Linked DNA regions of Homo sapiens: region 2 is linked to region 1. Evidence: chromatin contacts called from ENCODE Hi-C or POLR2A ChIA-PET data. All regions are on one chromosome and are shown on one strand. Each heading gives the region's core, a stretch centred on a gene start or an enhancer-like site at or near the end of the contact. The rest is flanking DNA. Distances are from core to core; before and after follow the strand shown. Region 1 has its middle 110 kb from the start of GNL3L. Region 2 holds the start of WNK3 (WNK lysine deficient protein kinase 3).

The links. A loop is a pair of places that touch in the nucleus more often than their neighbours do. ChIA-PET counts read pairs that join two places held with the same protein, here RNA polymerase II (POLR2A). Pooled maps may share reads with other maps.
Region 2: a map of ascending aorta shows a loop between it and region 1 (12-fold over the local background). The contact joins the promoter of WNK3 here to the enhancer-like site in region 1. A Hi-C loop is called at or near these places in 5 of 168 maps with a recorded cell type or tissue (ascending aorta, dorsolateral prefrontal cortex, endothelial cell of umbilical vein and 2 more), 2 of 37 single-sample maps with no recorded cell type and 20 of 50 pooled maps. POLR2A ChIA-PET finds 5 or more read pairs at or near these places in 5 of 52 experiments (B cell, HEK293, WTC11 and 1 more).

What each region holds. Positions count from the first base shown.
Region 1 is chrX:54,637,236-54,642,294 of GRCh38, forward strand. It overlaps a transcript of GNL3L not described here. Among named protein-coding and RNA genes, the nearest start is that of GNL3L, 110 kb to the left of the region's middle. RefSeq lists enhancers at 1,948-2,473, 2,040-2,169, 2,460-2,709. Within about 2 kb of position 2,561, at least 40 of the 41 ENCODE cell types and tissues checked have a DNase peak (open chromatin) inside an H3K27ac peak, as active enhancers do; they include B cell, ascending aorta, dorsolateral prefrontal cortex and 2 more, where a contact is called at or near this core.
Region 2 is chrX:54,355,391-54,360,449 of GRCh38, forward strand. WNK3 (WNK lysine deficient protein kinase 3) reads right to left here and starts at 2,656. Exons shown (of 24, transcript NM_020922.5): 1 at 2,296-2,656.

The DNA of each region.
Region 1 (5,059 bases), core at 1,311-3,810:
CTTTATTTTTTTCATTGTACATATTATGACCCCGAAATTAAATTCCAAATGTATTTCTTGACTTGGTAATTGTCTGTTTCTCTCAGTAGAATGTTGGCTCCAGGAGTACAGGGACTGCATCTGTCTTATTTACCCTTGTGTACCGCTAGAAGTGTCAGGCTGTGTGTGTGTATACACACATATATATTTTGCAGTTTGTATGTATACACACATATACACACATGTGTGCACACATGTGCATGCACACACACACACATATATATCTCACTATCTACTTTTGAATGAATGTTATGCCAGTAGTTCCCAATACTGGTCTGTCATCTTGTGCAAGGGCCTGATATAGTTTTTGCCAATCTGCAGTAAAATGAAGATAAAAAGGACACTGTAGTGTATATTTGATTTAAAGGCCTCTGCTTTATCTTATTTACTTGCTAATTTGTGCAAAACTGCAAAAGATATGTATAAATCAGGGAAATGTAAATACTTGGATATTTTATAATATTAGGAAATTATTCTTAAATTTTTAGATATTCTGTGGTATTATGGTTATTATTATAAAAGAGTTCTTATATTTTAAACACATGAACTCAAATATTTATGGAGAAAATGGCGTCTAGCATTTGCTTCAAAGTAATCTGGGATACGATGTGTGTTGGGGTTTGAGATGTAAGATGCTTGGCCAGGAGGTGATAATTGAGAAGCTGGGTGAGAGGTACTTGGGGGTTCATTTACTCTTCTTTCTACTTTTGCATATGTTAAAAATTTTCATATTAAAGATAAATTAAAAAGTTCGTTCCTTTAATGGGGGATTATGTGTAATTGTCTTTTCTTAAAATGATGGTGATAGAAGGCAGTAGTTTGTTTTTAGTGTCCTTCTTCCGCAATATTTTATCCATCCTTTGCAATTTTTTGAAATATTGTTTGGGCTGTGAAGTCCTAAACTCTTGGGACTGTGAACTTGTGGGACTGGATCTGATCACATGAGGCCACAAACATTTACTGACAAGATCCTGGGTGCCAGACCCTGTTCTGGACTAAAAATATACAGCGAATTAGACACAGTCCACATTCCTGAGAATTGCTGTAGAAAATGAGGTAAGAAATGTAAAATCCTTCACACAGTGCCTGATACAGTGTAAGTGCTCAATAAACATTAAGTATCATCATCACCACCCTCACTACTATCATCATCACCTTCGATATCTTTCCATGTCAGTTTATATATAGCTCATTAAATTAATTAATTAATTAATTGAGATAGTCTGGCTCTGTTGCCCAGGCTGGAGTGCAGTGGCGCAATCTCCGGCCCACTGCAACCTCCGCCTCCCGGGTTCAAGCGTTTCTCCTGCTTCAGCCTTCTGAGTAGCTGGGATTACAGGCGCCTGGCTAATTTTTGTATTTTTAGTAGAGACGGGGTTTCACCATGCTGGTCTCGAACTTCTGACCTCAGGTGATCCACCCACCTCGGCCTCTCAAAGTATTGGCATTACAGCCGTCAGCCACCATGCCCGGCCTATATATAGCCCATTTTAAACTGATAAGTTTATCAACCATCTCCTGCCCCCACTGATACTTTCAATTTTTCGTTATTGCCAACAAATCAGCACGGCTTACACTTGTTCATAAGGCTCCTTGCAGTTTTTTGTCCTCTAGATCTAAGGTTCTTAAAGTGTGGTCTTGAACCAGTTTGCCCCAGCATTACCCTGGAAGTTGTTAGAAACACAAGTTCCTAATCTCTGATAGTAGATGGGCCACAACAATCTGTGTTTTAACAAAGCCCTGTAGGTGATCCGCATACACTTCTCTAGGAGTCTTGGATGTATATATATGGAAATGGGATTGCTGAGCCAATAGGATATATACCTTTAAAATAATGTTTTTTAAAATAAAATAGAGAGGGAGGGTCTCACTGTGTTGCCCATGCTGGTCTCAAACTCATGGACTCAAGTGATCCACCCACCTTGGCCTCCCAAAGTGCTGGGATTACAGGCGTTACATTAAAAAAAATTTAATAGTCAAAGAGCTCTCCAAATCAGGCACGAACTTTTACTTATATATTAAGGTCTTACTTTGAATAGGGTTACTAAGCCTGCTGAAATAACCCCTTTTCTTCCGGTACCCACTTTCATCCGACGTGCCCCGCCCGCCCGACTCGATTGCATCAGCCTCCTGTCAGCCCCGCCCCAGTGTACTTGCACTCGCAAGCGCAGCTGGGTTATCTTGGGACTAGACGCTCACGGGGCGGGGCTTCGATTCTCACTCTTGGAGCGGGGAGGCCAAAAGAGTCGGAAAGGGGCGTTATCTCTTTCGGAAGTGAGTGGGACAATGGCGAGCAAGCGGTCGTGAGCCTTGAGCTTTGCAGCTTTTCTTGGCTCCCATTTCCTCCTAAAGCCACGAGTTTACCAGCGTCTCTTACAAGTAGTGTGTCGCCACTTTAAAAAAAACATCAGGAAAGGAAAAGGGAGAACCCCGGAGCCCGAAGCTACGCCCGCCTGCGGCAGGGGTGCGCCAATTGTCCAGTGGTGAGGGCGCATGCGAACCATTGACAATGACGTAATCTTGCAGCTCACAGCCGGAGTGAGGCTTTCGGGGAGGGAGGAGCTCCGGTGAGAGTAACAGGGTCGGATTTGTCTGGGCCAGGCCCAGGCTGAGACGCCTACTAGGGGATGGAGGGCCCCAGAAGGAGGGAGAGGGAGGAGTCTTGGACTCTCTCGGAGAACGAGGCTGGGGCTGGCCACCGAGAGTGGAAGCCGCTGTCCAGAGGTTAGAGCCACCCAAGAGCTGGTAGTCGAGTGGCCGCCAGGGGGTGACCGTGCCTGCGTACGTCCACAAGTGGGCCCATAAAGACTGGCCCATATATTTTTGAAACTGTTTATTTTTGTATCTGTTTCCTCTTCTGCCCTGACATCCCAGAGAAAGAGTTGTGGGTGATTGACCTTTGAATCACCAGCACCTCGGGGAGGGCCTGGTACAAAGAAGACACATTTTTAAGGCGGTTGATTGACGGAAGGAAAAGACTGAAAAAACGAAAACAACAAGCCAAAAACCCCAAACCCAGAGATACCCATACATGACATAAAGTTAAGGCCTTTTTAAAAAGTAATAATAGAGGAGAAATTTTAAATGTCCATCAGCAGAGCTTGAGGCCATGCAGTTTTTAGGTTGTTGCAGTCAGAGTGTACACACAACCCTGCATCCTTAGTTATGGCATAATAATTTTTCTCTGTTGCTATAGAATCTCCACAGCCGTCATCTCTCAGCAATGGTTGTAGAATGTTCCATTAGACAGCTGTGCCACAATTCACTTAACCCTTCTCTTGTTGGATATTAAAACTACTTTCTAGTGTTTGACCACCAAAATATATCTCTGCAAGGAATAATTTTGTGCTTAGAGCTTTTCCTGTAGGAGTAGGGGTGGGTGGATATCGATTTAGGAGCAGAATTACCAGGAAAATGTCATAAACATGTTTTAGGCTCTTGTCGACCCGCTTTCCTGAAAGGGATCATACCCGTTGACATCAGAAGCCAAGTCCGAAATCAAACCTGGTGGACTCCGGGTCTTGTCTGTCTCCAGGCTGGTTTTAATTTCCGTATCCTGCAGCAATGCAGAAGTTTATTATTAGTTCTGACCTTTGGGGCAAGGCAAACACACACCAAAGGTTCGGGGACAACTTTAGCAACTGCAACAGCTGACATTGTGAGCGGGTGCAGCTCAGGTTTCAAGCTTGAGCAACTGGGTTGGATGAACTTGCCTCACTGAGACAGGGAATCTGAGAAGAGGAACAGGTTTGGGAGGGAGCAGATGAGATCAGTTTTAAATACATTTAGTTCGAGGTGCCTTTGGGACATCTAAAGGGAGGTATCCAGGAGACAGGCATACATACGGATAAACAACAGTTTTTGCCCTTCTCTGAACTCCCAGAGCTCCCTATCTGTGGATTTCTCATGGCTCAGTTTGCCTTTTACCTTTTACTATCCTCAGAGCTCCTTGAGGCCAGGATAAGGGCCTCATTCATTTGTGTATCCTTCCTCCCAGTGCCCAGTACAGTGCTTTATACCTAGAAGGCCATAAAAGTCTGTCCTGTATAATGAAATTTCATTGATTTCTTAATTGGATGATTCCTGCAGTAGGGGTCCTGATCTGGGTGAAAAAGTTTGGGAACCTTAAGAGTTCTGGGAAGGCTTCCTGTAAGAGGTGGCATAATGTTACCGTGAATAATTATGACTATTTGTTGAACACCTGCCATGTTCCAGTCACTCTGCTGCACACATGCATCAGAGATGCCACCACTATCTTTGATGGCCACTGGCCATCTTTACATCCCCTTCTGGGAGCACTGGCTCTACTTACAGCTCCTACCAAATGATCAAGCAAGGACTAACTATGTATTACATCCACCCTTCCTTTAGGATACAGCACCTGATCCAAGGCCAGCCCACAACCTGTGAGTTGTATGGCCCAGCTTTAGAAGATGAGGTGGGCCAATCAGATTGCTCTCTTGGGAATGTGAAATAAGAGATCCAGAGGAGAGTTGCCAGTTAGTTGTGGGGAGCTGAGCTGACAGGTCCAGTAGACCAGGATGCTGGGTAGGTGGGTGCAGCATTATGAATCAGGTCAAGTGCCTGTTAAAATCCTGGGGGAGCAGTTCAAGGTGGTTGGCTGAATGAGGAAGCTGGGGCAGATGTACAGAGAGAAGCAGACATGTAGTGCAGATGAATTACATTAATGGTAAAGCTCCAGAGCAGAGGGTCCATGCCTCATCCAGAAATTTCCTGCAGCTCCAGGCTTAATAAGCTTTATCTGTACTTCACTTCCTGCCCTTGGATTTCTGATTCGTGATCTAGCTTCACTGGGTTTCTGTTCCTTGCATCCAAAAGAGTCTTAACAAAAACAGCCTTTTAAATAGGTTTAATTTAATTTGCACTTCGGCCCTCTGAGGTGAGTGTACTTTTCCTCATTTTACAAGTGAAGAAACTGAGGCTTAGTGAGATTAACTTGACTAAGGTGACACAGCCAGTGATGGAGCTGGTCTGTCAGATTCTCTTAATCTTTTTTTTA
Region 2 (5,059 bases), core at 1,406-3,905, 280 kb before region 1:
CTTTCCTACCTGCCTCCCAACCAAAGTACCGTAATAAAATTATGTACAAGGTATGATAGAACTCTAAAGAGGGGGACCTAACCTAGCTTGGTGGAGGATGCTGGGAAAAGGAAGAAAGGGAAACCAGGAAAGGCTTTCAGGAATAGCTGGTGACAAATGTTAAGTTTTAAAAGAATGAGTTCAAATTCTAGGGGAGGGGGAGAGAGAGCATTCCAGGTAGAGGGGGACATCAGAAGCAAAGGCAGAGAGAGAAACACCATAAATCTGTTTATGTTATTCCCCTTCTTAAACAATCAAGAGTTCCTAATTCACCCCAGCCTCAACCTAAGATTCCAGCCTTATCTCATTCCATTCTCCAAATATACCATGCTTACACTTTCAAGACCCAAAATGTGAATGTCCTTCATCTAGAAACATCTAGTTCAAAACTGGGAGGCCGCCTTGCCTGGTTGAGTTAGTGCAACATTTCCAGGCTCTTACAGTGCCTTTATACTTCTACTGTACTATTTAATACATTAAGTATTCATCTCAATCTGAGAGACTATGAACAGAATATGACCTTTTGTATTCAAACTGCGGGTAGCCTAAACAAGGATTACACTCTTTCCAATATCAAAGCAGAATAAAAGAAAAACAGCATGGGAATGTTCTCAAGTTTGCAACATTTCCAAGAAAACTAAATATATATCAGTAAAATGTGTAAAAAATAATCACAAAAGATTAAAATCCATAACCGTTAATCTTGACCCAGAACAGAATGAGACCAGGACAAGACATCCTTATCAGAAGATAAGTATTCAGAGAACAAAATGTTCACGTAATCTGTTGTAATTTAAACTCACACCAAAAAGCGAGTGCCAATTTTCAAAGATAAATTCGTAATGACCAAAAAAAATGTACAATTATTTTAGTTCAAAGTCAGCTTTAGTGGATTTTTTAAGACAGAGTCTCGCTCTGTCGCCCAGGCTAGAGTGCAGTGGCACAATCTTGGCTAGCTGCAACCTCTGCCTCCCAGGTTCAAGAGATTCTTCTGCCTCAGCCTCCCAAGTAGCTGGGATTACAGGCACGCTCCACCACGCCCGGCTAAGCTTTAGTGCATTTTTGCTATCCTTTAATGCAAGGTATCTTTCCCTTGAGCTGTCGAGTTTAAACAATTTTTAAACTCATCAATCCAAAGGATAGAGACCGTCTTAAAAGACACCCGCTGCTCTGTCACATACTAAGACCTCTTCAAAAGTTCTCTTGGTATTACAACTTACTATAGATGAAAAACAGATAACGGTATCTCCAAAAATTGGATACAATCACTACTATGCAGAAGATTTTCACAACTCAAAAGCTGTTTTATTCATATAATTGTCTCAATCAACAGTAACTCTTAAGAAAAAATAGCCATACTATTCGCATCTGTTTTGAGGGTTCAGTCTCATTTTAACAGTCTCTCAACCCCCAAGATACGGAGATACTCACGTGCAGGATTTCCACCCCCACCCCATTATATAAATGTTTCACCACTTTTAACTAGTCAAACAAAACCTCTTTCAGTACAGTGAAGCCACCTCACCACTTTCATCCTCACCTATCATACCATCTCCTCCCCATCCCCAACCTGTCAGTCACACAACACACACCACCCCTTCCCAAATAACACCTCAGAATCTCCTTGAGCCTAACACATTTACACAAGCCAGCAATATTTCTCACCCCATCCTGTCCCTCACACATCAGCTGAACCTCTGAAATAAATCTACTCTTTCCTTCATCCTATTCCCATCAATACAACTGAACTTCCCACACCCGAAGCGATCTTCCCTTTCAGTAGCTTCAATCTCACTTAAGTGATCACTCAGTCCTTTGTCAACCGTCTCCTGTCCCCCTCCTGTATCCTCCTCACCTTCCCCGTCCCCTGGTCTTCCATCAGCTCCCAAAGTTGTCACCCCTCAACAACAACCAAAAAAAAAATCAAAAACAAAAAAGAAAACAAAACAAAAAACGCACCTCAGCCTCAAACCTGCCCTTCCCCACTTTCCCCCTGTTCATTTTCCTCTCCGCCTATTCAGCAGTTTCGACAGCCCCTTAGCCCGGAGCCCGGCCTCGTCCGGTACCGACTGGTGAAGGCACTCACCCTGCTTCGGTCAAGCCGCCCCCCGCTAGGGCGCTTACTCCTAACAGACTCTTGGCCGCCGCTGCCTCCCTCCATTCATCCCTGGCCCATTCATCTCTCAGCCCGATCCCAGACACGCCCCCCGGCCTCCTCCCTCTCTCCTAGCGCCCCGGCCGGCCCGGGACCCTCACCAGATTAGAGGCTCTCGCAAAGGAAGACTCTCTTACTCTTTTCGCTTCTCCCTCGCCCTCTCTCGAGCCTCCTCTCGCCCCACGACGAGCCACACCGTAGAATAGACACATACACACACACCGCCTCCTCCTCGATCGCCTCCTCCGATGCTTCTTACTCCTCTCCTCGATGTCTCGAGCTCCGCTCCGCGTCGTGTGCGCTTGCGCGCGCGAGCGTCTCCCCGCGAGCCCACCGGGCCAGCTACGGCCGGTAGGTAAAGAGCGGGCGGAGAGAGGGGAGCGGGGTACGAGCCCAAGCTCGCGCTCGGCCCGGAGCTGAGCAGACGCACGCGTACTCCAGCCAGGGAATTCGGACGGGTAGGAGAGAGGGGCGGAGGGGGGGCGGGGAAGGGAGGGGAGAACAGAAGAGGGGGAGGGGCGGAGAAAGCCAACGGAGCAGCCCCAACTCGGAACCGCCCCTATCGCAGCGAGGTGCCGAGTGGCCAGCCAACTAGAGTGCGCGCACGCCTCCCGCCCCCCTCGGCGCCGCGGGAGAGAGGGATGCGCGTCGAGGAGAAAGGCTTCTCCCCATTCCAAAGAGAAAATCTCTTAGAGGAAGCACGCGCGACATCTCCTGTGTGTTCCGAAGCGCTCTCGCTCTCTCTCAGCTGCTCTACCCTCTCCCCTCAGAGAAGAAGAAGAAGAAGAAAAGTCCAAGCACACACTACTTCCTAGCCCCCCACTGCCCACCCTTGGGTCTCCGCGAGCCTCTGAATGCTGTAGCGCCGCTGTTAGGAGGTGGTACCCGCCGGCACCTTTTCGCCCGCCACCCCTGACTCCCTTTTTCCAACTCCCGGGATTTCTCGCGAGACCCATACCTGCCGGCTTTGGGATTAGAAGTCGAAGCACCGATTTACAAATACTGGCCTCCCAGTTACGTTGCGGGGGCAACAGCCACGGCATGTCTCCCCCGCCCCCCAGGACCGCAGTGCGCGCGCGCGGGGGCTGGGAAACGACCAAAGCAGGGATGGGAAAGGGAAGCTATGAAACTGATTTTTGACGGCATGTAACCGCTAGGCCTGGGCACGTGCCCTGCGCCTCGCAGACGGGTGCGATGTACCCTGGGAATTGTAGTTTTTCTTCCCACCTATGGTCCGACTCCCACCCTCAGTTTTACTTAGGCCTCTGACCGGGAGGGGGATTTCCGACGCCATTTTGCCGGGAACAATGGCCCTCGGCCCTGATGGTGGCAGGTGGGGGAGGGAGCAATGGTTTTAAGGGTTCGGTGAACCTCCTCGGCCCCTTGGTGCCATAGCAACCCCTTCAGAGACCTGGTCCCGCCCCCTCGCCGCCGCCAGGCTTCTAGAGCGCGCGCATGCGGAAAGGCTGCCTCCCACTGAGACTGGCTCTCTGTGTCTCCCACCGGCCACCTCCTTGAAAAACTCCCAGATCCTCTAGCTGGTAGTGAATGCTGCCTCCTTCGAGCTTTCGGTACATGTTAGCCTCGGCGCAGCGGCTTCAAACTGCTTCCTGTGCTATGCCAGAAGCAGTATAGAATTGTTTCCGTCATTCTCCCATGAATAATCCCGGCCCGACAGAGGAGGAAATTGAGGCTCAGGAGGGGAAATGGACATGAATTGCTCAACTTCATACTATTTGTGGAGTTAGAACTTGAACCCAGGTGTGCTCACTCCAGAGCCGAGGCATTTTTCAATCTCCCGGGAGTCATCTGGTGGCGCAGCTAAAGGGCAGGGCATTCTTTTCGAATGCCCCTCAAGCTAGGAGGCTGTGTGGGAAATATCTGACTAATGCTTTCAGCCCTCCAGCCTCGGCCCTATCACTGAGTTATCCCTTCTCCACTACCTATTTTTCTTTTCCTGCTGTAGGCCTCAGAAATCTCAGTCTTTTTCAGCTCTTTAAAACAGCACAATCAATACATTTAACTCAGGTTTCCAAAGTCCAAATAAAGTGTAATGGTTTATCTTTGACTTTGTAAGGGGGGGGTGAGTATAATGATGGGAGGCCTTGTAGCCCTATCTCTTGCCTCTGTCCCTTCCTTATTAATTTCCATATTGCCAGAATATGTAAGGAAACCGGACCATGCCCTTAATACATTCAAACTCCCATCTTTCCGTTTTGACAACGGAGGGAGATGCTGAGGAAACAATAGGGCTATGAGGTCCAGCCACTAGAATGGTGGAGATCTTCCTTCCTGGCCGATTTGAAAGAGCAAGGTGTGGTTTCTCCAAATAGCTTCACCATTCTACCTTAAGAGTCTCTGAAGTCTCAATTAGCTGAAAAATGGATGGGGTCTCCCACGCTCCTTTCCTCACTGTCCCTGAAGATAGTCCCTTTTCCCTGTTGATTGGTTGACTAGTGTAGGAAAAACAGAGGAAGAGTAGCTGAACAACCAGTAAGGGGCAATTTCAAAGTTTCAAAGGTTACCAGTTTATCCCAAGTCTTTGTAGGTCCTGACTCCCATGAGATGGCAACTAGAAACTTGTGGCCACCGTTTCTGTTTCTCAGTGTCACCCTATTCCCACCACTGCCACACACATCACCTTCATGAAAAGGCATCTAGCTCAGTTGTGACCTGCTCCTCTTCCCTTGTCTCTGAGCCTGATGATGTAGGTAATGAATAAAGAACAACACTTGGAAATGTTAGCCCTTCAATCTGCTTAGATGTTAATTCTTTTGAGCAGTACCTCTTTGATAGTTGAATACTTGTTAAAAAAAAAAAAAGCTATTGAGTAGAGTGACTTTTATGACCTTTAGAAATTTGAAA